Regions from separate parts of the Homo sapiens genome. Here regions 1, 2, 3, 4, 6 and 7 are each linked to region 5. A link is a loop called in an ENCODE intact Hi-C map of the cell type or tissue named here. Cell type or tissue: mammary epithelial cell. All regions are shown on one strand.

The links. Peaks named below come from ENCODE experiments on the same cell type or tissue, not always from the same donor. Only the 100,000 strongest peaks of a DNase experiment are listed, where the experiment ranks them.
Region 1: it touches region 5 in a loop (5-fold over the local background); 25 of 110 quality-filtered maps call a loop at or near these places.
Region 2: a loop joins it to region 5, with 5 times the contacts of the local background. A loop is called at or near these places in 36 of 110 quality-filtered maps.
Region 3: a loop joins it to region 5, with 2.8 times the contacts of the local background. A loop is called at or near these places in 16 of 110 quality-filtered maps.
Region 4: it touches region 5 in a loop (6-fold over the local background); 35 of 110 quality-filtered maps call a loop at or near these places.
Region 6: it touches region 5 in a loop (4-fold over the local background); 32 of 110 quality-filtered maps call a loop at or near these places.
Region 7: a loop joins it to region 5, with 5 times the contacts of the local background. A loop is called at or near these places in 18 of 110 quality-filtered maps.

The regions. Positions count from the first base shown.
Region 1 is chr6:56,697,377-56,701,376 of GRCh38, forward strand. DST (dystonin) reads right to left here. Exons shown (of 104, transcript NM_001374736.1): 9 at 2,277-2,369. Among named protein-coding and RNA genes, the nearest start is that of DST-AS1, 140 kb to the right of the region's middle. In mammary epithelial cell, a CTCF peak has its summit at 1,881 (motif pointing left); no DNase peak of the experiment used is centred here.
Region 2 is chr6:56,591,278-56,595,277 of GRCh38, forward strand. It overlaps DST (dystonin), which reads right to left. Exons shown (of 104, transcript NM_001374736.1): 48 at 2,386-2,916; 49 at 905-1,081. Among named protein-coding and RNA genes, the nearest start is that of DST-AS1, 250 kb to the right of the region's middle. RefSeq lists an enhancer at 2,614-2,873. In mammary epithelial cell, a CTCF peak has its summit at 1,825 (motif pointing left); no DNase peak of the experiment used is centred here.
Region 3 is chr6:56,435,221-56,439,220 of GRCh38, forward strand. No RefSeq gene overlaps it. Among named protein-coding and RNA genes, the nearest start is that of COL21A1, 190 kb to the left of the region's middle. In mammary epithelial cell, no CTCF peak of the experiment used is centred here; a DNase peak (open chromatin) is centred at 2,491.
Region 4 is chr6:56,547,998-56,551,997 of GRCh38, forward strand. All of the region lies in intron 61 of DST (dystonin), which reads right to left. Among named protein-coding and RNA genes, the nearest start is that of DST-AS1, 290 kb to the right of the region's middle. In mammary epithelial cell, no CTCF peak of the experiment used is centred here; no DNase peak of the experiment used is centred here.
Region 5 is chr6:56,367,805-56,371,804 of GRCh38, forward strand. It overlaps a transcript of COL21A1 not described here. Among named protein-coding and RNA genes, the nearest start is that of COL21A1, 120 kb to the left of the region's middle. In mammary epithelial cell, a CTCF peak has its summit at 2,418; DNase peaks (open chromatin) are centred at 2,467, 3,007 and 3,257; H3K27ac peaks cover 2,612 bases.
Region 6 is chr6:56,465,392-56,469,391 of GRCh38, forward strand. DST (dystonin) reads right to left here. Exons shown (of 104, transcript NM_001374736.1): 98 at 3,591-3,608; 99 at 687-804. Among named protein-coding and RNA genes, the nearest start is that of COL21A1, 220 kb to the left of the region's middle. In mammary epithelial cell, no CTCF peak of the experiment used is centred here; no DNase peak of the experiment used is centred here.
Region 7 is chr6:56,569,012-56,573,011 of GRCh38, forward strand. It overlaps DST (dystonin), which reads right to left. Exons shown (of 104, transcript NM_001374736.1): 52 at 3,736-4,000; 53 at 3,089-3,255; 54 at 845-1,001. Among named protein-coding and RNA genes, the nearest start is that of DST-AS1, 270 kb to the right of the region's middle. In mammary epithelial cell, a CTCF peak has its summit at 1,931 (motif pointing left); no DNase peak of the experiment used is centred here.

The DNA.
Region 1 (4,000 bases), 330 kb after region 5:
GTTTCCTAAAACACATTTTTTAAAATTTAGCAAAATTTAATTGAGCAAAAAACGATTTGAGAATCAGGCAGCCCCCAAACCAGAATGGATTCAGAGAGACTCCAGCACAGGTCCTGTCACCGAAAAAGATTTATGGACAGAAAATGGAAAGTGATGGACGGAAAAAGGAAAGTGATGAACAGAAACACATTTTTTTTTAAGCTCAAAGTAGTAACATGACTGGCATCACAACAGTAAGTAAAAGAGCCAAGAACGAAACTTAATTCTACCTCCCTCCGAAGCCTGAATGCTTTCCATTGCCCCAGTGATCCTTCGTCTAACATTCAAAATTCAGACACAGCCTACCTCACCAGCTGGTGATGAAGTGATTGATTCTCTCCAATAGACCTCTGACTTTCCCGTCTGGGGTTCTTGCAGTTTCAACTCTGCTAAAAGCTCTAGGATCTGATCCACTTAGGACTACTTAAATGATCCCTGACAAAGCCACTGAGGAACTCCATATGAAATCAACTTTTTGGCCAGTTCTACCTAGACTTTACCCAATTCTGATAACAAGGTCTGGTTCTGCGCTTCATGCCAAATTATTGCCTTCACTTAGGTTCAATATCTTTGATTCCAGTAATGCCCTCAGTCCTTTGGGGTCCTGGCTTCCAGTTCTGGTTACTGGCTCTCCCTGACATTAACAGCTCAGCTAAGTGGATATTCACCTGTATTAGCTGCCCTGTAGTCTGGCTGACTAACACCTTTTCCTTTGATTACCTGGATCTCCATGAATGTCCTTCTGCTGAAACTATTCAGCTGCCTCTGTTCAGGTCCTAGACCTACCTAGACTCTGATTCCTGTAGCTCTCCATACCTGTCAAATCTATCCTGTTCCCAACAAGCCCCCCAGGTACATTATTCTCCACCATTTGTCTACGTAACCTGTATTTCAGCCAACTTAAAAAAAAAAAATTTTTTTTTTTTTTGAGACAGAGTCTCGCTCTGTTGCCCAGGCTGGAGTGCAGTGGCGCAATCTCAGCTCACTGCAACCTCTGCCTCCCAGGTTCAAGCGATTCTCCCACCTCAGCCTCCCGAGTAGCTGGGACTACAGGTGCATGCCACCACACCTGGCTAATTTTTTGTATTTCTTAGTAGAGACGGGGTTTCACCCGTTAGCTAGGATGGTCTTGATCTCCTGACCTCATGATCCACTCGCCTCAGCCTCCCAAAGTGTTGGGATTACAGGCGTGAGCCACCGCGCCCAGCCTTTAAAAAAGTCTTATTCCTCACCAGATTTGTTTCAAAACCCCAGGTCCTTTTTGAAGCTGGCAAAGGATCACTTCCTCCTTCAAGATCCAACTGTACAGTAATCTATTGGTAAGATGTACTGAGTGCCTACTGTGGGTCAGGCTCTGTGCTGCACACAGAACATTTCTGGGTCTTTTTTATAATTTAAACTTTTATTTTAGATTCAGGGGGTACAAGTGCGGATTTGTTACATGGGTATATTGCGTGATGTTGAGGTTTGGGGTACAGATGATCCCATCACCCAGATAGTGAGCACAGTACCCAATAGGTAGTTTTTCAGCCCATGCCCTTTTCCCCCTCCTTCCCACCTCTAGTAGCAGAACATTTCTTAAGCAGACCAGCAGTTAGTAAACTAAAGCAAGTTCTAAAGTTAGGAATCTCCTTAAATCAAATGAAGATTCTTTTTAATGTATCACTTCCCCAAAACTAAATCAAAATCGGTCCTCAATTGGCTCAGGTTTATTAGATAATAATTCAGTCAATAAATTTGCATTTTCCTCAAATCTAAAGAGAGAAAGCACAGCTCTGCATAAAACATGAATACTTTTCTTCTTCACATCTCTTTATAATTATGCTGCCATCTAGTGTCTATCAAAGGAGGAAATAGTTGACAGTGCTAAGAACCTGTATTACTAAAAAACATTCTAAATAAGGACTAATCATAAAACATTTAAGTATCTAAAACAGGTAATACTTTCTAATGAGCAAAAAAAGTGTGTCTCCAGTCAATAAAAAGAAATATGTCTTCCAACTCTGAGATAACAGACATTGTCTTTAAAACTACATTTAAGTTTATCAAGAACAGGAAACTAGTTGCCAGATTCACAAGCAGCATGTTGCTTAAAAGAACAATTCAAATATATTACTTAAAGAAAGAAGCTTGAAATTTATTTTTCTTCCATAGAACATGAATGCATCATTCACCCTTCATAGGAACCACCTGAAAACTAGCAATTAGATGCTGAAATTAAGAAAATTTGGGCTTACCTGAAAGTGCAAAATTATTGTCCAGATTAATCCCAAAGTCAATTTGGGATTTCCATCTGTTATGTCATCATTTCTAATATTCACTAATTTCACCTGTTTTGAATGTGAAGAAGAGATAAAACCAACTGTTTATCAAACCTGAACCAGTTATCTTTACCTACATAAAAGCAATTCTAAAATTATACAAAGAAAAAATGGAATAATTTAAACACCAGTAGTCAACTAAATATTGTTTTACCCTTATTCTCAATCATTTTATATTACAAATCATATGGTAACAACAAAGAAAGAGCAAGTATTATTGCATTCTTGTCTTCCACAGCAGGGATCCCCAACCTAACCCCCAAACCTATACCATAGGGACTGGGCTGCATGGCAGCAGGTTAGCAGCGGCCCAGGAAGCATTACCACCTGAGCTCCACCTCCTGTCAGATCAGCCACTGCATTAGATTCCTATAGGGGTGTGAACCCTATTTGTGAACTGTGCATTTGAGGGATCTAGGTTGCGCACGCACTCCTTATAAAAATCTAATGCCTGATGATCCGAGGTGAAACAGTTTCATGCTGAAACAACCCCCACTCCTCCCACCAGCCAGTTCATGGAAAAATAGTCTTCCATGAAACCAGTCCCTGTTGCCAGAAAGGTTGGGGACTGCTGTTCTAGAGCAAGTACTAAAAGCATTCACTTGTCAATACAAAAATACAACTCCTCAAGTGAGAAGTCCTAAATATTTGAGATCTTAAAATTAGAAAAAATTTTGTCTTTTAAAAATAAATTTTATTTTACTTTTACCATTAAGTATGAAACTATCCTAACAATTCTAACAATTTTCTCAAATTTCCATTACAAGGTTTTAAAATAACTAGCATTATTTTGCTATCAATGTGCCATAAATATATAAGTCACTGGGCATTTGGAAGGCTGTTCAAATATTTTAAAATAATATAATACTCAGACTTAAAGCTTATCAACTGTCAAACTGTACATTCAGGTAAATAAATCAAATGATGATCCCTAACATTTACTTCCTGGACAAAATCATTTAATATCATGAATTTAAATACTGAGAATTATATACTATGATATTTAACATTTTACTTCTTGGACAAAATGCTGCCAGAAAACATTTCAGAAGTATCCATCTGGAAACTTTCACTAGAATGATGAATAATAAGCAAACAACAATAACATTTAAAATATTTAAGCACTGAGGATTTACTAGTATTTAATAGGGAAAAGCATTTTAATGTTCATAATATTTAAGAATAATAATGAAGAAATAATAAAAGCTAGTGTTTACCTCTCCCTCTCCCCCTTTTTCTCTTGCCTTTTTTTTTTTTTTTTGAGACAGGGTCTCATTCTGTTACCCCGGCTGGAGTGCAATATTGCAATCATGGCTCAACACATCCTCAATTTCCTGGGCTCAAGTGACCCTCCCGCCTCAGCCTCCCAAAGTGCTGAGATTACTGGCATGAGCCACCACACCCAGCCTCTTCCTTTTTTTCAAACTATTTAAAAAAAAAATTGCTGCCCCCTCTGACTCTCACTGTCTTCAATAATTTTGAACTCTCCTGCATTTTTTTGTACTAATTGAAAAATTACTAATATTTTGGCCTATGACGTAATGCCACCAAGTCAAGATCATATCCAATATATTAATTCTTTTCCATGATTTCTCCTGATACCTCAAGCAAGTTGGGGGCTATTGTCAGAAATGTTGTTA
Region 2 (4,000 bases), 220 kb after region 5:
TCTGAAAGAGCAGGTGGACTTTTTGAGAACTGTATTGAGTAATTATTCAAGTTTGTATCTCTATGAATCATGAAGATATTCAGTAAGAACCCTAATCCTGGTCCTTAGAACCGCTGAATATGATGGTAGCATCCCTTCTTCCCTTCCAACTGTCCATTCCTTAACAAATATTTATTGAGTACCAACTTTGGGCCAGGTAATATTCTAGGTGCTGTGAATACAGCAATGAATAAAGCAGACAAAGACACGTGTTCTTGTGGAGCTTAATTCTAATGGAGGAAAAAACAGTGAACAAGATAAGTAAGTATAAAGATAAATAAGTGGCCAGGAAAATACTGAGTTTTGTTTGGGGATGGAGGGGCACGTCACAAGCCATAACAGCAATGTCAAACCTGTTAAGAAAACATCAGGAAGGCTGGGCGCGGTGGTTCACACCTGTAATCCCAGCACTTTGGGAGGCTGAGGCAGGTGGATTACCTGAGGTCAGGAGTTCAAGACCAGCCCAGCCAACATGGCGAAACCCCGTCTCTACTAAAAATACAAAAATTAGCGCCTGTAGTCCCAGCTGGTGGCGGGCGCCTGTAGTCCCAGCTACTTGGGAGGCTGAGGCAGGAGAATCACTTGAACCCAGGAGGCGGCAGTTGCCGTGAGCTGAGATCACACTACTGCACTCCAGCCTACACGATGGAGTGAGACTCCATCTCAAAAAAAAAAAAAAAAAAAAAATTCGGAAAAAAAAAGAATGTACTGTGGAGAAATAGAGTCAAAACTACCTCTGGAGGCAGAAGTATACTTTTCACATCATTTGTTCCCCTCTCTTAGCTGAAACTATCACAAAAGTGTGAGAAATTGGAAGCCTTTCAGTAAGACTACTGGAAATGTGGATCTTTCTCTCGCTTTTTACCTTGGTCTCTTCTAATTGCCTTTGAAGATTTTTGGGGTCCACCGCAATAGGTTCAGATAAGTGTTTGCTCGCTGTGGCCTCACAGGCCTGGAGTCCAGCAAGAAGTCCACATGAAGCATCTTCATAGTGTTGATATTTATCCACCAGATCTTTAAGATTATTTCCAAGAACATTGCACTAACAATCAAAAGAGAAAAGGGGTAGGAGATTAAAACCCACTATTTTCATATGCATCAAATAATCTTAGGACCTATAAAATATGTAACTTGGAAAAAAAACCAGACTTCCACCAAAGTTAATAAAAACTCTGTTGGGCTAAGATTTCCTCCTTTATATGAAGAGGTACCCTATAAGAAGCCAAAAAGTAACCATAAAATAAAGAGATAGTTCTGGATTTATACCAATTCAAAAACATATTTACAAGAGCTGAGTCTTAACATAGAATAAAAGATAAAGACATCAATCATCAGAGGAAGGAGATTTTGATACACCATGTGTATAGATATCGATTTGATGGAAGGGTTTTAAAGGTGCTTAATAAATTTCTATATGTTGCACAAGTTAATTAACAAAAGGAAGACAAAGAGTCTATATTAGAATGGAGCAAAGTCCAAGAGCCAGTGATGGTCTTTAAATCATTTATGCAACTTGGCAAGTCTGTTCAGATTATATTACAAACCAGTAAATATTTTCTTAGATTTTTTTTTTTCAAAAAAAACCTTTTACTTGACCACAGAAGTAAAACAAGCAAAACAGTCTTTTATTCATTAAGTATTAAAATAACATACTGATCAAATATACAAGACAAACACCTGCAGTGTTTGTGAAGAGGATAATCTGAGATGAAACCAGTTCCCAAGCTTGAGAGGCTGCAAGCATCTGTTTTTGCTTAGAGTCAATGCACAACCGCCATCTTGTGGTCACACTGGATATTAGAGCATTTGAGAGCTGGGACTTCTGGAAATCATGCTCTCAAAAACTAAAGTAACTTTAAGTTTCTCATATTTAAATACATTGTTCAGAAGTAAAGCAGGTGAATAAGATAGAGAGAAGGCTGGGCACTGTGGCTCATGCCTGCAATCCCAGCACTTTGGGAAGCCGAGGTGAGCGGATCACGAGGTCAGGAGATCGAGACCATCCTGGCTAATACAGTGAAACCCCATCTCTACTAAAAACAGAAAAAAAATTAGACGGGCGTGGGGGTACATGCCTGTAGTCCCAGCTAGTCGGGAGGCTGAGGCAGGAGAATTGCTTGAACCTGGGAGGCAGAGGTTGCAGTGAGCCGAGATCACGCCACTGCACTCCAGCCTGGGCGACAGAGTGAGACTCCTTCTCAAAAAAAAAAAAAAAAATAGAAGTAGGCTAAAGCTACCTTTTCCTCCTGTTTTGGATTTTAGGTTTCTTGCCTCTTGTTCCAAAACTATAATTGAAAACTATAATTGCAGATTGACTTTTCCCTTAAAAAATCAAAATAACATTACCTTAGAGTAGAGAGACCTGAACCGATCAGTAGCATGATCCAACTTGCGCTGCACTTCTCTGTGGGTTGCAGAAGTATCAACCTTGCCACCGTCTCTCTTGCTGCAAGATTTGGCAGCTTCCAACACTCTGTTTCCAGAAATTGTGATGTATCTCAAGTCACCTTTGTGAGAAATAACGTCTTCTGAGAAACTCTTCTGCCTCTTCAATTTGGTCATTAAACCATTGATGTCATCTGCACCTGCCTCCAGGTTTTCAAGTTCTTGTTCTGACTGCTGTAGCCAGTGCTCAAACTCGGTATAGTCAGCATCAAACTTTTCTAATTCTTCCTGCAGAGAGTGAGTTAACTTCATTTTCTTCTCTGACTCAGCCAGTGCAGTTTCATAATGCACTTTCAGTTCCTTCATGTTCTTTTGCAGTTTCTCTTTTTCTTCAGGAGAGAGATACTGACCCTGTTTCTCAAGCAACACTTGTGCAGACTGAGTGGCTATGATCACTGCTTGGTGCTGAGAGATGATCTTCTCGTGTTGGGCCTATGTGAAAACAAATTGATCATAATCTTCAAGCAGTAACGGGGTAACACCTGCAGGGAGCTCCTTGCCGCCTCAAGACTGACAGGTTTCAATGATCTACAGGGCTACAACTTGCTTCTCATTCCCCTTTTCAAGCTATACCGTACTCCCTTTTATTGGTGGATTTCAGAATAACAAGGCATTTTGAGCATGCTAATCTTATTTTAAAGAAAATTTCCAATCTTCTCTATGTACTTAATCAGATAGGACAGACACCATTTTTCAGAAGTTTAGAAAAACCAATTTCTATTCCAATTTTAAAATAAGTGTCTATAATCTGATCTCATTTTATTCCCTGCTTTCTCACAACTACCCAAAAAAGAATGTCTTTACCTAATTTTTGGACAAACAAGTATAATATTTTTTATTACGAAATGATCCTGGAAAAACTTTTAAATAGGGAAAAAGAATCTGTAACTTTAAGCTTTAAAAAGGTTTCAAAAATAACTAAGCAAGAACACTGTACATTCAGAGAAGCCCAATGGACATTAGAGAAGCAGATATAATAAAAGAGAATCCTGGAGCTACTCAGCTTCACTGGGCCTCAGTTTCCTGCATGTGAAAATGGAGACAATAACTCCTACACATCACAGGTTGCTGTTAAGGAGTACATGAGATCACATATGTAGAGCACTTCCTGCAGAGCTGGGCATGTGCCAGAAATTCAAATCCACTCTGAAGGCAGGAAGGCAGGGCTCCCAGGCAGGTGTGCTGCAGGCAAGTCACAGGTGTGCAGAGCTACTGATCCCCTCAGTCTTCAGGGAAGCAGGGAGGCATCAGGTAGGTGAAGTCCCTTTCCCTCCAGCCATAAGCATCTTCTTCCATTCACCCCAATTTGCCATACAAGTGTGGCAAAAAGGATACTAATCCTTCTGGGCAATTTCCCACATTTCTTATAATGGCTTACATGGAGCCAAATGACCCGCTCCCATTACCCCAGAGCCCCTTTTATTACCTCCAGATTCTTTGCTGCTCCCACCCTTACCTCCATCCCCACCCTGGTAAACACTTTAGGAGCTTTTTCTCCTGTTGTTGTCTAGTTACA
Region 3 (4,000 bases), 67 kb after region 5:
GCTTTCAAACAAATGTACTTCATAATGTAATCTCCAAAGAATGAAACTCTTTTAGACACAGATATTAAAAGAAGTTTCAGGTGATTTTAATGAAATAAATTTGGTGGTCATCCCCGCATCAGTTTTAACAACCATAAGAGCCAGACTTACAGATAGCTGACATTTCTTCTCCTTGTCAAAGGGAAGGAAGACCCTGTATTTTAAAACAGATCTGTCTTGCAGTTTACTCTCAGCTACTTTTTGCAGCCTCAGGACATTTCATCATCTTGTTGGTTTATAAATGTTACAGAATAACCTTAAGTTGCACCTAAGTGGTTACTTTACAATGCAAGAAGCGAGCCATTGAAGTTCAAATGTTTATTCAACCTCTAGTTCTTTGATGACATGATGAAAAAGAGATATGCTATGCATTAGTTGGAGAGGACTACTGATGTGCCATATCTGATAAAGGGTGTAGAAAATTATGGAGAAATGAAAAACCTGACCATTTCTTTCTGAGTCATAATTTAAAATGTAGCTTCATCTTTTGAATTCCTAAAACAGCAACCATTTTCAAACATAAGCATGAAGGGTGCTATAGAGTTCACCACGTAGTCTTTGGATAATCCACATCCTGGAACTTATCTAACACTGAAAAGACCTGACACTTGGCTATCTTAGTATTTTGAAGCATTCGTCTGAAACCAAGTTGTCTTAAAAGCAGGAACAGAAATGAATACCTTATTTGTTTATTCAGCAAATATTTGTTGGTCACCTATTATGCGCTTAGGTTCTTGGGATGGAGTGGTGAATAAAATAGTCAAAATCAAAATGGTCAAGCAACTCACATTCAGTGGGAAAGCCTGAGAAGAGGGACAGAGCGTAGGCAGTGTGCCATGATCAGGAAAGTGCCCTGAACAGGAAAGGGCAGGTTACAAAGCTGGCAAGAATGGAATGTACAGGAGTCAGCCAGATGATGGTAGGGCAGAGACTGTGGGGTAGGGATGGAGAAGGTGGGGTGGAGATGAGGAACATTCACAATGAGGCAAGTGATTTTATAGGAACTAGGAGCATGGAGATAGCAAAACTTTTTAACTATGAACACATTCCCCACTGTAATGGATGCCATCTGAGGCAGACAAGAACCCATAAAGAGAACAGTTCTAGCTCTGTGGAAATTCCTGTCTGTGGAAATTCCCATGGACCTGTTGTTACTGATACTTATTTCTTATAAGTGTCTATTAATATGGTAATACCAGCAACTATTTGTTGCATGATTGCTGTATCAAAGACATTACCCTGAGGGTTGTGGAGACCAACTCATCTCATCCTCTACTAACCTAATGAGGTGAGCACTTTCTTTCCATATAATAGATATGGCCAAAAAGCCTTAGGCAGGGTAATTTGCTCAAGTTCACAGAACTAATAAATTGTGGAGCCAAGGTATTAACCTGGTTCTGCCAGATAGCAGAACTATTGTATTTGGTAGAGGTCAAAATATGTGACTAAGTATACAGAATTATTCAACAATTATTTATCCAGTATCTACCATGGCCAGGAACTACACTAAAATCATAGATCCAAGGAAACGTTAAACAATTTCTGGCCCCATCCTCTCATTTTAGGTGTGAGAAAACTGAGGCTCACAGGAGCTCACAGGAGCTGAAGACTTAATAATATGCCATACTATCTGTGTCAACCATGAATGGGAGAGAAAACATAAAAAGAACAGAAGAAATAATGGAACTGTGGATTTTAATTTTAAAACATTTAAAAGATTGAGGGTGTAAATATTCCCTCAAAGTTGCCCCTCTTTTCTTCAGTTAGTCACCCAGAATGAAAATGCATTAGAGGAAAGTTTAAATCAAAATCAGTTAAATGACATCAACTTTTCTCTCCAAAAATGCTTTTAAGGTGAAGATCGTAGCTTGTATGTCTTTGTGTTTTTGCATTTTTACAATATGCTCTTAGGTACCCTTCCTGGAGTAATCCTTCGATGTGTTTATAATGACTTCTATAGACTGGCTGGAGATTGGTCTACTTAAAAATGGCAACCGAAAGAAGCAAGACCTTCCCAACAAACGACTCTTGGCTTTTCACTGGAGTCAGGAAGACTTTAAACATTCCCCACACTGGTCCACCAAACACTGGAATTTGCCATTACCATGGCATCACATGAGATGCATTCACTAAATTAACATCTGGGTATGATTATCAGTTTCTTTTCATCTGGAGTATTCATTTTTAAAGTTTGACCCATACTTCCCATTTACTTTCCAGAAGGTAAATAAGATTCCAAATGTTTTAAGCAACCTGTGGCACAGGCACCAACCTGGCTCCATTCTTGGAAACCACGCACGAGAGGAAAACCTCTATAAGCTAAGTTACACCCAAGTAATTTGGGCAAATTGCAGTGGGGAAGGAGATCAGGGCATATTAATTACTTGGCAAGGGTGTTCTTTATATAAACCACAAAGGTAAACCTTAATCCAGTTCCAGGAATGTCTGACTAATAGGCCATGATTTATGGGAAGTTCTTGGCCATGATAATTCTTGTCTTTGGCCAGTAAGAAATCAATGATCCAGAGCAACTATTTTCAAAGTATGTTCCCTAGAAAGTTGACAGAAAATTAATGTGGAAAAAAAAAATAACCTTAAACAAATGTGTTGCAAGCAAATAGGTTTGGTGAAATCTAAGGCCAAGGAGTTTTTCTACTGACAATAGTTTAGAATGGTCAACGATCTATGGTGTATTGAGCCTCTCCAAACTTATTTAAAGACAGCCTTTCTTTTGCAGGGTAATCTCACCTTTATCTTTCCCTTGCTGTAGGTCCTCATGTCCTAGGCCCAGTCCCTAACCACTCTAACATTTACCTCTCTCCTTTAAAAAATAGAATAACACTTCATATCATGGGGTTAATATGAGGATTAAGTGTACTTTATATACATCTGTAGTTGCCCTGTAAATGATAAAGTATTAGAAAAATGTCTGTGTTTTTAGGCAGGGCCATAACCCTGGTGGTGAATTAAAATATATGTCTCTTCACACTTTTTAGCTCTATTTAGACATGTATATAGTCCTTTATGGCTTAAAAATGTGTCTTTCTTGAGCAACTTCATCCCTGCTTAAGCTACTTTGGCCTCTGTTTCTTAAAATTCTGCCCATGGCCTCATTGTTGCATTTGCCCTGCCTGTTGCAGTACACACATGTACACAGCATTTTTCCAAGGTGTAAAATTTTGAGGAAAAATGGGATTAAACAATGTTCAACAAATGTCACATGTGTTGGTTCAGCCGGACGTCTCAGAGCCTTCATTACACATAGCATTATGAGACTCTAACAGGGAAATATAACTTGCAGCATATACTTGCATAACATGCAGGGAAATATAACTTGTAGCATCTTTTCCAAATTTATTTTACAATGGAATTCCTTTTGTCCTGTGATATCTATGAGTACCAGTGGTTTGCAGAACACACCTTTGGAAAAGCTGCTGTATAGGCTTGGTAGAAATCAAATGGCTTCGCTGAGAAGGAACATCTCAGAGACTATATCTCCAGTAATCTCACATTATTCCTTGATATTGATCTATAGTTTAAGTATGACACTTAAACCTAAGTATGAAATTATGGAAGTAAAATGTACAAATTGCAACCAGTTTAGTTACATATCATAAAAAGGTTTTGACAATGTCATAGCTAAACAACTTCACAGATAACATCTTGGGTAACTTAAGTTTGCAGAGTATAAAGTAACTGAATAAGTTGAGTTTTCTGATTAACTTAGATAAAATATTGGGCTAGACATGTCTGTAAAATTCTATAAGTATACTTTTTAGGCTTTGTCAACTCAGTAAATAAACATATTTGAAGCATATTTTGATGATTCAGGATCTTTATCTGTGCAGGATGTTCATTTTATTCAGTGACTATTAGGTAGTCCTACAGAAGTAGAGGGTTCTGGGAGTTTGCCTAGAATATGTACTGATCCACAACATATGTTAGAAGCTTTTTAAAAAAA
Region 4 (4,000 bases), 180 kb after region 5:
GAATTACAATTGGGGCAGCAACAGAGTGGCCAGAAATAAACTGTAAGCAGGTTCTGAGGTAAGGCATTTTTTCACAATGGTCTAGATCAGGGGTGTCCAATCTTTTGGCTTCCCTGGGCCACACTGGAAGAAGAAGAGTTGTCTTAGGCCACCCATAAAATACACTAACAGCAATGACAGCTGATGAGCTTAAAAAAATGGCAAAAAAAATCTTGTCATGTTATTTAAGAAAGTTTATGAATTTGTGTTGGGCCACATTCAAAGCCATCCTGGGCCACAGGTGGGCCGTGGGCCATGGGTGGGACAAGCTTGGCCTAGATAGAGGTGGGGAAGGTACAGATTTAGCTAGGACTCATTAAAGCATCAAGTCTCTTTGATTTTCATTGAAATTAAATCATGCAATATGGTGATAATGGTTACTTCATAATGATCAGAAGACCTGATTGGCTGTTAATCACATAATAGGAATTACTGGGAGGCATTCCTTGTATACAGTCAGTTACATATGTCTTTGATAAATAATAATGTGTTAATATTAATGTTACTTAATAATGTGGTTTAGATTTGAAGATAATCTTGAGCTAGGAGTCTTCAGATAGGAGTAGGGATAGAGGGAACACCAAAGGAGTTTCTTTCTTCCTGCCTAGAGACAAACAGAATCGCCCTGCTATTCATTCCACCAATTTATAACAGTGTGCATAGAATTTAACCGTAATCATAAATAAGTGTAAGTGGAAAATGGTACTCTAACTTACCAACAGTATAGAAAACACTTCACCCTTCAGACATGTTAGTCCAATGACTAGTATTCAGAAGTAGAAAAACTTATGTACAACAGAACTTATATATAATCAAAATAGTTTTAAAACGTCAAGCTAACTAACACAAAAGATAACACCAATCTACTTTCAAAATCTCAGGATAGTTTTCACTGAGTGAGTTAGGACATTTGGTTTAGAATAGCATTTGCTTTAAGTATTATGTTTGAATTGGTATCTTAAACATGAACGAATGAATTTTGTCCTTGTCTTTACAAGAAAACCTCAAGTAACTATTAACAGCTATTTCTTGAACTATAGAAAGAAAAACAGAATCGGGGAAGTCTATCAAACCTGCTTTAAATCCTCTATTACGGGTCCAGTGAATAGAAGGCACCCCCTGCTGAGTAACTGGGTAATAGCTATTATTCTCAGTTCTGCTCAGAAGGCAGTTTATTTTGTATTAAGAAAAACTATTATAGGATTTTATCTGTGACATTAGGTTAAACTAAAGCTACCAGATAGATTAATGTCAAACTAGATTATATTTCAAAGTCAATAAGGAAGACAGACTCAGTCCTTCACTACTTTTCTGTTTCACTTTTAGGAATTATAACTAGCTTTTCACTCAATACAAATCATTCCATTTAAAAAATTTAAAAAACTTTCCAAAAATTATGTTAAAACTAATGTTTAACAAAAGTCTAAGGCCCAACAGAAACTAAATTAAATACTGAACTGTAAACAAGTCAATTTACTACTTTAACCAAGAAAGATATAATCACTAAAACAATGAAATGTTTGGCTCCATCTCAGTAGCAGCAGTAGTGGTGATCACTGGAATCTCCACCATCAACATCATCATTATCATCATCACCCTTATCATATCACGGCACCTACATAACATCAGTTTCTAAGACTGTTTTACATGTTCATCTCATATTTCTCATAGCTGCTAGTTTTATAGAACATGTTCCTTAAGTGGGTGTTCTTGGTATTTTGGATTAAAATGAACAATGGCTGGGTATTCGGGCTGTCTAAATTAGGCTACAGCAAAGATGATTAGAAAATCCCCCAGAGAAAATACCAGATGTGAAACATGGATGACAAATAAAGTTTACACGAAGCAGTGCATCATTTTCATCAAAAGAATCAGGTTCTGACACTATCCGTGTGACCTTGGACAAGTCACTTAACCTCCTTGAGCCTAGGCTTCTTTATAATAAGATGCAGAATAGTAATAGCATCTACCTCTCATGACTGTTAACAGGATTAAAGATAAATTAAAATAGTGCTTGACACATAGTAAGCCCATAATAAATTGATTTGTTGATTATTGTAATTACTATTTTTAAGGAATACACACACACACATACACAGATAAATGGAATTAGTGGTTGTGTGAGCTACCATAATCATATTCTTGTCCTTTTTTTACCTATGGCACTGGAATATACTAAATGCAGAGTATTTGTCTACTTGAAAACTTTTTTTTCAAGTCACTGGGTTTCAAGATACTGAAAGTATGCCATGATGTTCTTTATTGCTGAATTTCAATAAAATCAATCAACTCTTTCCAAATAATCTGAAAGCAAACAAACACAGCATGCTAAATGGTTTATTTTAGGAGAAATTATCACTCTATATTTCTTCACAATCAAATAAAACAATCTCTGTAGCTATTAATGGTAATGTTACTTATTTGGGACTTTGCAGTTTGCAAAACACTTTCAGTGCAATGGTGAGAAAGCTCCTCCTATCTCTTGCTTTTTCTTACTTTCAGTTCTCCACATGAACAGCCACATTTTTCACTGTACTTGGGAACACCAAAGGGGAGACACCCGCAAATAGCAGCACCAGTATTATTACTTTGTCCATTGTCTTACAAGTAGTTAGAAACAGCAAAGAGAAATGAAGGTCTTTTTTCTAAACAAATGCACAGGAAACCGAAAGAAATCATAATGTTTCACAATTTAACCATTTAATGTGGTTAAATTTCATTAGTATAAACAGTGCTTGGTTACTGTCATTTAATCTTTAAGGTGCTGACAGGGTTCTAGAGAGAATTCCAAACTTTACTGACGAAGGAAGAGTTGCTCCCAAGATCTCTCCCAGTCTTTGATGCAGCAATTGCCACAGAACTATGTTTTTCTAATAGAGGATTCTCTCACGTGAAATCTTTATTTTGCAAATCAGAAATACAAAAATTTGACAGAGCAATGAAGGAGGTCAAGTCAACAATAAGGACGTTTCCTTCACCTTCAAGAATCAAGAACTAAATACAGAATCACAGCTTTGTGAGCCTTGAAGGAACTGGGCTTCAAAGGCGTTTAATAAACTGCAAATAATCATAACTAATAACAATACAAAGAAAAAGAAGGTATTTTTCAAGATTCAGTCACCTAAATAATGTTATTAAAGACAAGCAAATGAAAGAGTTTATCAACTATAACTGCACAGAATTTGGAAGTCCATTTGATTCATATTCATCTCTCAAAGAAAATAATTTGTGGTTTTATAAACTGTTTTTATTTGGTCTTAGTTTATTCTTTATGCACTAATGGTGCAATATATCTTTGCCAGTAAAACACACCTCATAAATATAACAGGAGCTGTGAAACCCTAAAGGTTTATATCAGCCCCATATAGAAAATTGCTTGCTATTTAGGACCCTTTGTTTCCAGGGATAAACCTATCTTTGTCCCCTATACAGATGTGACTTCTGTTCTCACTATCATAAATAAGGCCAAATCCAATGACACGGAAACTGGCCCACCATTTTTATCAAATGTTTCATTCATTAAGTGTCATTGATCACTGTTGAGTGGCAGTCATTTCTTGGCACTGAGGAGCTTATGTCATGCAATAAAAAAAAAATTCACCTCTAATCCTCTGGGGCATGAGCCTAAGACCTTTGTTTAATGAAACAGATTACAACATGGAACTCCATATTGCCTTTAAAAATATGAGCTTTTAGAAGAAAAATGTCTGTGGAAGAAATTAAGAAGGATGAGAAGATAATTATAAAAAGAAAGGGCAGAAAAGACGGTAATTCACCATTGAAGAAATTGCTGGAAGATAAACATCTGCAATAGAGTTCAAAACACAGCCACGGTCACCACAGATGGCAATTGTGAATAATTCCAGAAATGGACCCTATGATGTCAGTTTCTGGCTTGCCTGGAACTTTGCCAAGCACCCTTTGGTCTGATTTTATCTCAGACCTTATCCCACAAAGGCCC
Region 5 (4,000 bases):
CCTGAGCACAAGAGATCCTCCCGCCTCAGCCTCACGGGTAGCTGGGACTACAGGCATACGCCTCTGTGCCCAGCTATTTTTTAATTTTTTGTAGAGATGGAGTTTCCTTATGTTGCCCAGGTTGGTCTTGAATTCCTGGACTAAAGTGATCTGCCCACCTTGGCCTCCCAAAGTGCTGGAGTAACAGGAATGAGCCACTGCACCTGGAAGAAACAATTCTTAAAGGTATATCATAAACACCCAAAAGCATTTGCGCACAATCATTTCAATTAAACTACTGTGAAAAAAAATTTTAACCTTTTCTAATTTGTGCTAATCTCAGCACTCTAACCAGAAATTATTCAACAAGCTGTCCTTTGACTCAACTAAGCAGGGGGGTATTTGCAGAATATTTGTAATTTTTTATTTCATAAATAATTCTAAACATTAAAATAAGTTATTCTAGGACAACCTAACCATTTTAAATTATTCTCTCATTTGTTGAGCTATAATTTTTATATACTAGACAAATATAAAATTTTAAATCTCTGCACCTATACACATCAAAAGTGTGTTCTTCAGAGATGTGGACAAATCAAAAAGAATTGAAATGACACTTCTTTCATAAGATAATTTTAGGTGGATGATTACACAGCTTCATGCATTGCAGAGGAAAAAATTCAATGTGAAATGGCTTGATTTGTCTACAGTTAGAAGAAAATCTCGGTTAAGAGCACAACAGTGGCTATCCAGGGCAGTGACCACTTTGTTATTTGATTAAAATTCCAGTTGGTCATGGTTGGAACCAGGTTCTTACTCCACAACCTCTTCTCCTCACCCCCCTTAAAATTCACTTACATTCCTTTTGTTTCAGAGTTATCTGCCATTGGCTGCCAGGGAAAGTTTGTTTATATTTCTTGGGAACGAAGCTTCAAGGTCACTTCCTATCATTAATTCTCTGTGAGCAAGTGTCGCTTGGGACATTTCCTGTTCCTATTCTCAGTGGTGCTGAGGAAGAGAAATTTTCAATGGTCTCTAATTTTTAATCTTCTACAGCAGTCTTCAAATATATGCTGGATGCTGGTATACCATTCATTTTATTTAACTGTGACTATTTCAGTAGAAAAATGTCCACATAATTTCTCCATTAAAAATGTAATATGCTCACTGCTGAGACTCTATCTGTAGAATGGGCAGCATGGTATTTTCTGCCATCTTTGGAAACAAGCTAGGTGGAGTACAGATTGCTTAGAAATCAATGCAAATAAATACTAAGTATGAATCCAGAGTATCTACTATTAGCTGAATATCGAGAACCAATTGTTTTGGTCATCTTTCCTAACTATAGCCAAAAGACAAAATTCAATTCAAAACACTTAAGTAAAAGTGTTATTTTAATCATTGGTGGCTTTTTAAAGATGGAAATACTAGTAAAAAGTGGAAGGACTTACCCTAGAAGATAATGAAGGCATACTATAAAGTTATAATAGTTCAAGCAGTCTGATAACAGGGTAAGAATAGCCATAAGTCAATTCAAAACAAAATGAATACTAGATAAACGCAGGACCCATCAAAAACCATCCTACATATCACACAGCAAAAGAAATCTAAGATGTGAGAGGGTGTTATGTAAAATTGTGTCCATGAAAGAATCAAAATATTGATAAAAAAAGTGTCTGATGTTGAGACCCAGAGGCTTTTCTGGACATAAAGGTAGAAAAAAAATAAAGAAAAAAAACTGATGTATGTGACTGCAAAAGAATGTAAATCTTCCCATCTTAAAAGAATCCTGAACAAGATAAGAAAGGAAACAATTGTGAAAACTTTTTTTATAAGATATGATAAAAGGAGTTAATGTGTTCAACAGAGAGAGATCTTTTAAATCAATTAGAATTAATTCAATGTCTCCATCATAGAAATATGGGCAAAGGATGTAAATAGCCAATTCGCCAAAGAAGAATCACATAAATGGCCATAAATACGAAAAAATTGCTCAACCTCAATGATATTCAAACAGAAACTAATTAAAACAGCCACAGTAAATATTTATACAAAACCAATTGATATTCAGAGTGAATGTACAGCTATTAAAGGTAATCACACTCAGCTACTAAAACTTCTTTCATTTGAATTAAAAGCAAGGGAAATGCTCATGATATATTTTAATTGGAAAAGTATCATACAAAACAGTTTATGTTGAATGGTTGTAATTATTCAAAAATATATGCTTACGTGTAAACATAAGCTAGAAAAAGACTTGAGGCCATATAGGCGTTATCTCTAGGTGGTGAGATTTTAGGCTACTTTAAATTTCTTGTTATGCTTTTCTGTATTTGTCTTTTCCTTTATTAATCAAAAAAACAGAAAAGGTCAACGGCCCACATGGAGTCTGATCTCCAGGTCCTCGCCTACATTCACGTTCCCAGCAGTGGCCGCTTGAGGACACTAGGCTCCTGGATTGCCTGATTCAGATCCCGATCTGGAAAAACCTGTCTCTGTTCCCGGCCTTCCTCAGAGTTCAGCTTCCACCGGCATCACGTCCCTCTCTGAGCACACACCGTGAGAATTAATCAGAGCCTCTCTGTAAAATGTGAGATTTGTCAAATATATGAAAAGCTAAGCAATAAAATTTGACACACCAGCTAAATACAGGTGGTGTTAACATGCAGTTTAAAATAACTGCGGTCCCTCTGTGAGGGCACTGCACATGATTAACACAGAACTCTATCCTATAGCTGGTGTTATTCCTGCATTTTTCAAATGCTTTTACTTGGACCTTTTCAAAATAAACCGTACAATTGGGCTTTATGTGCTTATATGGCAAAGCTGCTCCCTATGATACCATCACAAGGCGAAAGCATAAAATCTAGTTAAGAGTTCTTGCCAAAACATGAATCAGTTGTAGCATAATATTCTGAACTCTGGTCTTCTTTTTTTCCATTCTCTAATATTTCTTCACATCACAGCCCAAACAATTGCTCATAATTAAACTGAGTGCAGGAACAGGCCCTGGCAGGAAATGTACTTGGCAAAGATCCAATAGCTCTTCATTGTCCTCCACACAGAACAATTACATCAGTTCCTTCCATTCCCAGAAAAAGAATGGATTTTGCAGAGCAACAGATGAAAATAAAAGGAAGGAGGCAGCTTATTTACATATTTCTAATCAGGTTAATATATAATCTTTTTATGGAAAAAGGAAATGCCTTGAAGAATTGAATGATCATCTTAAAAACCTGCTTTCCCTTCCTCTAGGATCTGCACCACATGCTGACCACAACTTCTGCTCACCAGTTACTCATGTCTGCTGAAAACCCTCCAGGTTCAAAGGGAAATTCAGCCAATAAGTGTGATATATTCCAGAGTCTGGAAGCTTCAAGAGAAGTTAAATGCCATCAAGTTGCTGTTTGAAAAGTTAAAAATGTATCGTCACTCAGTTCTTCAGCATCTGCTATTTATTCAGTAGATTCACTGAAAATCCTAATGCAGAAAGAGGATTTAGGGACTACATTTGTACACTGGGATAGGGTAAGATAAGAGACATCTTATGAGTTGTTTGGCTTCAGCTCATCTAAATGACAAGGAATCACAGCCCAATCTGCTGCATTCTGATGACCAATGCTTTATCAGCTTAAGGGCATGCCAGGAGAGTCAGGTGCCCAGCCCCACCTCAGGGGCAACCAAGGTGAAGAGATATCGGCCTTCAACCCAAGTTCCCCCCATTCACGTGGACCATCCCAGGCCTTTCCTCTTCTGCCTGTTCACCAGCTCCTGGGTAGACTGGAACTTCTCAGGGTTCCCCAGGAAAGGGCAGTTTGAGTAGAGGGGCCCATCCTCATAAATCCAAGAAGTGCCAGAGACATGCAGAATCTGCAGTTCAGCCTCTCATTGACATCAGATGAAAGAACACTATATCCACAGGAGTGTCTGAGCCATTCAGGAGAAGTGGGTACCATTTTGGGTGCCAAGAAGACCTTAGACTTTCCATTCATATGTTATTTGAATTCCTTGACCTTTCATC
Region 6 (4,000 bases), 98 kb after region 5:
CCTACTGAGTAATTGGTACCTAATTAGAAATTGCAATCAAATGACCACGTGTAACGTAAATTGGTTGAGAACTTAAAAATTGACAGAAGGATCTCAAAACAGAAAAATTAAAAGCTAACTTAGGACTTGGGCTGGAAGATATGTAGAGAGCTATAGTATTATATGTTTATATTTTTAATGTTCTAATCTGCAACTTCAAAGAGTCAAGTTAGCATTGGATTATTATTTAAAAATTTTTTAATTATGGCTTTCCTCACCTGCTCTTCATTTCATAAAAACTTTGACCTTTAAACTTTTATTATCCAGTATTTTCGGTCTTCATCACCTCAATTTTCTTTTCTCTTACTTTGCTATGTCATAACAGACAAAATCCTTTCCTTGGTTGGTATAATTGTTTGGAAAATCGTAGATGTAAAAGTCTCCTAAAGAAAATGGATTCTAGTATTTCCCGCCCACCATATTTATCCAGAAAAAGTAAAAAAAAAAAAAAAAAAGAAAGAAAAAAATGAGAAGAATATGGTTTACATGACTGCCACAGGTTCTTTGGGAACTTTAGGCTGACAGACCAATGTGAAACATTCACTATTGGAATAAATGACCAAAATTATGCCCAGTATGTTTTGGTGCTGGATATAATATAAAATTGAAATACTTTCATGATGTTATCATGATAAGCATCTCCTTACCCCTGCAAGGATCATTTTTCACTAAGAACTCATCAAGTGCCATCCATCCACCTCCAACACGAACCATCACAGTACTCCGCAGGATCCGGACCAGTCGCAGTTGCTGGGAGTCTCCAAACTGTTCAGTGAAGAAAGAAAGAACCTCTAGTTGTCAATAATAATTCTAAACTACAGGATGATGTGCAATTTGCAGTAGCTAAAGCAACCGACTTTAATTTCTTGCTTAGTTCATAGCGATTAGTAAAATCTCAGAAAAGGGGGTTTGTAATGATTTGTGTTAGACGGCTGCATGCTGATTTAGCCCAAAGGAAACAGTTTGAAAAAAAAAAGATTACAAAGGTTATCAAGTATACTACCAAAGCTTTGGTCTAAAAATTATTTTTCTTTCTTATGACAGAAACAATATTAGTAAGGCAGTAATTTTAAAATGTTTCTAGGAATTAAACATAGCCATGAAAGTAAGCACTGGCCCACTTGCCCAGGGCTTATCCAAAATAAAATGATTCTAAGAAAAATTTAATAAGCTTTGATTCTTCTTCATTAAACTCTCTCTTACAGTAAAACCGTTTTCCACTGAACTCTGTGAGAAATCTTTATAAACTCATTTTCTTTTCTGTAAGGGCAGTTTTCACTTAAAAAGAATAAAGTAAATGAGTATGACTCATATAAATTTCACAGTCAACTAAAATTTCTGCATCCCTAATGATCTGGTAAACCAATTTGTTAAAGGCTGGATTAATATGCCATTTTAGATTACTGTAATATTAGAATAGCCAATGACACATTATTAATGATACAGCTGCCAAATCTAAAAGGTTTCTCTCATAGTTGTCTGTACCATAACTGTTGATACTAACAGGCAATCATCTTTTTCTTGCCCTTTCAATAGATCTCCAATAATGTAGATATGCTACAAATTCTGCAAGTCCTGAATAAATTTCTAGATTCCAGGTTTCTGATCACAGGTTTATGTTTTGAAAGCCTGTGAGAAATGATTTTATACTTTAAATCATTTCTAATAGGTTCATGTCCAACTCATAAAAACTACCAGACTGAATTTCACGGTTGTCATCCCAGCAGACAAGAAAGCAAAATGAACAGTCAATTAAACATAAATGGCTTCTTTGTAAAGCAGGTAACATACAATTGTGACTTTATTTGGGCTCATGATGGATAAACAGAAAACTCTAGGTAGAAAAAAATCTGCTACTTTTCAGTGTTTTAATACTGAGTTTCAAGAAGAAAACCCAAAAACAATACCAACCAAATCCCTCAGGATCCTAAAACTCAGAAGGACCTAGAAAGCATGTAAAATGCACCAGCAGGAACTCATGTGTTTTTCCATCAAACTTTTAAAAACCACTATTTCTAAATCTTTTTTCCTTAAACATTGAGACTTAAACTTTCCTATAATTCTTCCTGAAATGTTAATTAAAATTTAAAAATAAAAGTGTAAATTTATTTTGTTAGAAAAAAATTGGTGCCGCTAATAAGCAAAGGGAAAGGAGGGGATTTAAAGAAAATTACCCTTAAGGAACCAGATAATGGGACTAGATGATTTTGGTTCAAGATTATACTCAAAACAAAAGTTATAAGGAAATAACTAAAAGTTCCTTATAGAGATGATATTTCAAGTGTAATGAATACAAATAATTTTCTGTTTTAATTAGGCATTCTCCAGACAACTAACATCATCTTCAGAATTTCTCTAAATATTCCCAGTAACCAAATCACAAGACAAGAGAAAATAGACTAATGTTGCTGACTGTGCTTTCAGTGAGTAAAACCTTTTGAGGTATTTCTCTCATTCTCTCTGCAAATAAAAGATGCTCTCCCATTTGCTGACTCCGAAAATAGCAAGAATGGAAAAGTAACATTTCAGTATTATAGTATAACTAATGGAAGTTTTAAAAATCTATTCCAAGTAACTATTTCTATTTTAAATAAATTATTTGCTTGCAATAAATAAAGGTAATAGATAATTTGAAGCTTGAGATGTAATATGGCTTTAAAATGGAGTGGCAGAGTCATATCTAATGTAATATGGTCAGATACTATAGATAGCATGGTTCTTTCCAAAGTAAAATAAAATAAAATAAAATAAAAGCTTCATGAACATGTTTAAATCAAAACAGAGTATCTCCTTAGTTTCAAAATTCTGATCATGATGTAGTGCCACTACACAGGTTATACTGACTTAAATGTCAACATAAACATTTTATATTGACTTAAGTGCCAATAATATAAATATTCGATCAAGATGGCATAAAATGTGACTTTAAGATTCTGCATATATTATAGCGATAACTTTCCTCAAAAGGAATATTACTTAAAGCCTACTGAGTTAACATTTCTACTCAGAGATGCCAAGCCCCAAAATTGGTGATTTTGAACAAATGGCAAATAGCTTCTTTGGAGAGAACTTGTTACTTGTGGCTGAGTGCCAAGGAGACCTCTTGGCTCTCTGTCTTCCTGTGTCACTGCCTGAGGCTGATCCTTCTCAGCTACTGTAGACCGTATGTCCTAAACAGTTAAACACCAATGAGCCTAACACAGAGATGTGTGGAGAATCAAATTTGTGTTCCAATGAGTACTAGCATAAAATATATGCTCATATTATAAAAAATGGGAATTAAAAATTGCATTCGTAACATTGTAGCAAGCCAAGCTACAATTCATTATCTGGTTTGCTTAAAAGTAATCTCCTCATCTGAGAGACACAAGGCAAAAAGGAATCCTGGATCAAGGACCCTTATAGCGTTTACAGAAACACCACGCCAACCAACAATGTAGTAGCTAGGGAGACAGCATGGGAAAGATTGGCCATGGCAAGCTTTAATGACTATGAATTAAAGTTAAAAAAAAATCATCAGGAACTTGAGAATACATTCCACTGGTTTATACCTGATTTCCCAGGAAGAACTGATAAAAATGAAAAATGGAAGAAAGACACAATTAGTTCAACAGGAAACTTTCTGTATGACTCTAGAACATACACACATACTCACACTCTGTGCTTCTGGATGTAGTATCTAGTTTAGAGATGTGCAGGCACCCAGTTGTCCCAATTTCAAACCAAATAATCAGACTATTTTCTGTACACATATTTTTGAAAATCTTAGGATTTCAAATTTAAGTTAAAATTTTGAATACATTGATGATTATTTTTTTAAGTATAAAAATAAAAATAATATTTCATTTAGAAGTAGCACACTGTATTGGGGAAACTCAGCACATTTCTTATCTAGCTACTACATATAAGAGATGTTCCAAAAGAGAAAAAAAAAAATAGAGAAAGAGTAATGAAGTCACAC
Region 7 (4,000 bases), 200 kb after region 5:
ATTTCAATTACTTTTAAAAACACACACACGGTCGGGCGAGGTGGCTCACACCTGTAATCCTAGCACTTTGGAAGGCCAAGGCAGGTGGATCATGAGGTCAGGAGATCGAGACCATCCTGGCTAACATGATGAAACCCTGTCTCTACTAAAAAAAATACAAAAAATTAGCTGGGCGTGGTGGCAGCCACCTGTAGTCCCAGCTACTAGGGAGGCTGAGGCAGGAGAATGGCGTGAACCCAGGAGGCAGAGCTTGCAGTGAGCCAAGATCACACCACTGCACTCCAGCCTGGGCAAAAGAGCAAGACTCTGTCTCGAAAAAAAAAAAAAACAAAAACACACACACACATCCACAAATTTGGAATGGGGGAAAAAAAATGCCATATTGGTCAAGGCATAAGCCTTGAGTCAGAAGACAAAAGACTTGTGCACTATTTATGCAGGAGATTCAAATAACTTCTCTTTCCAAATACTCTTTATAGTAATATATACAAGCTAGAGTAAAATGCTGAGTGAAGAGGATGTTTTGCTTAATATTATGAGAAGTGGTATAAAAAATTACTGAAACTAAGTAGAGATTTGGTAGGAAAGGAAACTTGATTACTAGAATAGTCAGCAACTCATTAATTCACCTTTTTTTAAAAAAGCAAATCCACTGAAAATTTATGTCCTTTTCCAAAAGAATTAGTTAAGCCCCATGCCATGATTTCCAAAGGTCAACAAAATATACAGTACATATATGAGGATAAAACTTAGATGATATTAGATCAAAGAAAACTACCATTAGTCTTTTAATCTTTCATTATTGACACAAATGGAAATTTAGTATTAGATAACAATGATTCACCTTAGTGTCTTCCAAAGATTTTCCTAAATCCTCTGCACCAAAAGAAGGCTGTACAATGGGAACTTTTTTTGTTGTTTCTTTTATCCATGACTTCAATGATTTAACAAGAACTTGGAAAGCATCCAACTGTTCTTGACAAGAAGTTACAGCTTCTTTTCTACATAACAAAAATCATACAAGAATTTAAGTCACAGAAAGAAGAATAAATAAATTATTATTCTCATGTCACACAATGTTAAGAAACCATCTTCCATGTACTCTAACCCTTTGATACAGGAGGAAAGGTTTCATAGGTGACAACTGAAATCAGCTAAATCAGTAGTCCCCAGCCTTTCAGGTACCAGGGACCAGTTTCGTAGAAGATAATTTTTTCCACAGGCCAGGGAGGGGGGATGGTTTTGGGATGATTAAATGCATTACATTTATTGTGTGCTTTATTTCTATTATATTTACATTGTAATATATATTAAAATAATTATGCAACTCGCCATAATGTAGAATCAATGGGAGCCTGAGCTTGTTTTCCTGAAACTAGGCAGTCCCATCTGGGGGTGATGGGAGATGGTGGCAGATCATCAGGCATTAGATTCTCATAAGGAGCATGCACCCTAGATCCCTTGCATGCAGTTCACAATAGGGTTCCTGGTCCTATGAGAATCTAATGCCTCTGACGATCTGACAGGAGGCAGAGCTCAGGCAGCAATGTGAGAGATGGAGAGCAGCTGTAAATACAGATGAAGCTTTGCTGCCACCACTCACCTCCTACTGTGCAGCCCAGTTCATAATAGGCCATAGACCAGTAGATACCTCAGGGGTTAGGGGACCCCTGAGCTAAATAACTGTTGGTCTATTTTTCAGGCAAGGTTCATTGATAAAGATAGGAGTATTCAAGAAATCTGTAGCCCATATGTAATGGCACTCTCTATAATGCTACATAAACTCTAAGAATACACAAACAGTTTGAACATTATTTACATTCAATGAGCTTTGATCTGTCCCCTTTATGTGATGCTGAATGCCGGCAGGCACAGAACCAGAAGGGAAAGGTTGACAATCACTGACATGAGGAAAACATAATGCCACCTACTGGTTTCTACACTATACTACAGTCACGTTTATGGATGGATAAACTGCTGCAGGTAGTCCAGATTCAAGTCTCCCAAAATGAGTTGAAACCTAGTGACTAGAGAATTTTCATGTGTGCCTCCCCTACAGAGACTCAGGAAACTCCCTGGTGAACTGTATGGGTCGTTCTGTATGCTCTGCACCACGGAGGCAGTGCACATGCCCAGCACATGAACAACTGTGAGGACAGTTACATCTGGCATGTGGATGACACGTACATATATGCAAGCGTGCAGAATACTGGCAGATAAGAATGCACTGCAGCTGGACTAATACTGATAACTACATTATTTTAAAGTTGGACCCATTTGAAAGAAGAAACAACCTAGAGATCACCTAAGAAAACCAAGAACATTTCTTCTACGCAATGTGAATTAAATACCATATGACAGGATGGAACATATAGCTCTGTGAGAAGTAAAGGCAGCACTCAAACATTTTAGGTAGAGAATTCTGAAGAAATAAAGAACAGTAGTTGGAAGAGAAATGACTTTTCTATGTTCTGAGGCTTTTCTACATAAACTTTAGCAAAATCCGATGTATATTCTAAACTAACGTGAGATCAGAAACACAAAAGCTCAATCACAAGGCCCTGTACAGCTTTTTAGCTCAACTTAGGTTCATTCACTTGTTTCTAATAGTGTTTTTTCACAGGTTCATATCTCATCTACTGCTCTTTAAAAAGTAAACTATTATATTAAAAAGGCCATATTGAAATTGCACATCGTTTCTGAGTTGAGCTCAGAAAGCAAAGAACCACGAGCTGTTGTTCAAGGTTATTTCTGCCTTTGCAAATAAAAATGTGATATTTGCCCTAGGCTTCAGAGACTACAGCAAGTTTAGATCATTTTCAGTAATATACCACCGCCATCGTTTTTCTTATGCAACATTTTCCACTTTTATGTAAGAAGTATTGAATTTTCCTTCTAAATGTTAAACCAAATAATGCAGTTAACTTTAATAGCAAAAAATGATCAAAATATAAAAACATCTATAAAGTAGCCCTATGCTTATTCTCAAGTTTTCAAAATTGTTTCAGTTATCTATATAAGTAAATACAAGTATCTCACTCTAATTAATATAAATAGAATAAAATATAATTTTTAAAGTGGTACTTACTTTTCTTTGATGGTATCCTCCATTTCCTTGAATTTCTTTGACAAATTATTTGTTTTTTCAAGGACCAAAGCCTTATCACTTGGTAAGCCATGGCTGGATATCTCCTTCAAGAGACTATGCAAAACTTCAAGATGTTTCTTGTGTTCTAAAAATTCAGAAGTTGATTCCTACAAAGCATTAAGATATTCAGTCAATATAAATGTTGCTAGATCTTCAAATGGCATTCCATCCAGAGGTCTGTGCGGGATCAGAATGGCTCTATTCATAATTTCACATAAGAATGAGTCTGCCTATGGCCAGTATTCTAAATATAATAAACATGCATATAGGCTATTTGAAAGGGAACACAGTAAACCTTATTTAATTTAAAATGCATTCTATATTTTGTCTCTTTGTGGCTTCTGGTACGTAAGATGATACTTATACTACCTATGATACATGTGATAAATGATATTTATTTCCAATCAATCAGCAAAGGCTTCAAGGAAAAGATAAGGTTTGAAATTCTTAAAGGAGTAAAACATAGATCTTTACTAATCTATAAGCAATTAAAATGATTGCCAATTATAATTCTGGCACTAAGTATATGAGTTTGCCCTAACTATTAATCTATCTGATTAGCCTCCTGAGTAGTAAGGGAGGCATACCTGCATATACTGAGACAATTCAGTAACATCTTTTCCTGGCACATCTACTTCAGTAAGAGCCTGAGTTTTTGTTTCTAAAAATGTCTGGAGCTTTTCTGAGAGGTTCTCAAACAGTTCTACTTTGGTTTTTAGCTCCTCCATTTTGGCAAGAGTTTCTTTGTGTTTATGACTTGCTTCTGAAAACCGAGCAGACAAGTCTTTCATTTTGGCTTGCAGTGAGGATGCAGTGGATGGATCTGTTGTTTCCATAAATTTCTTCACTTTT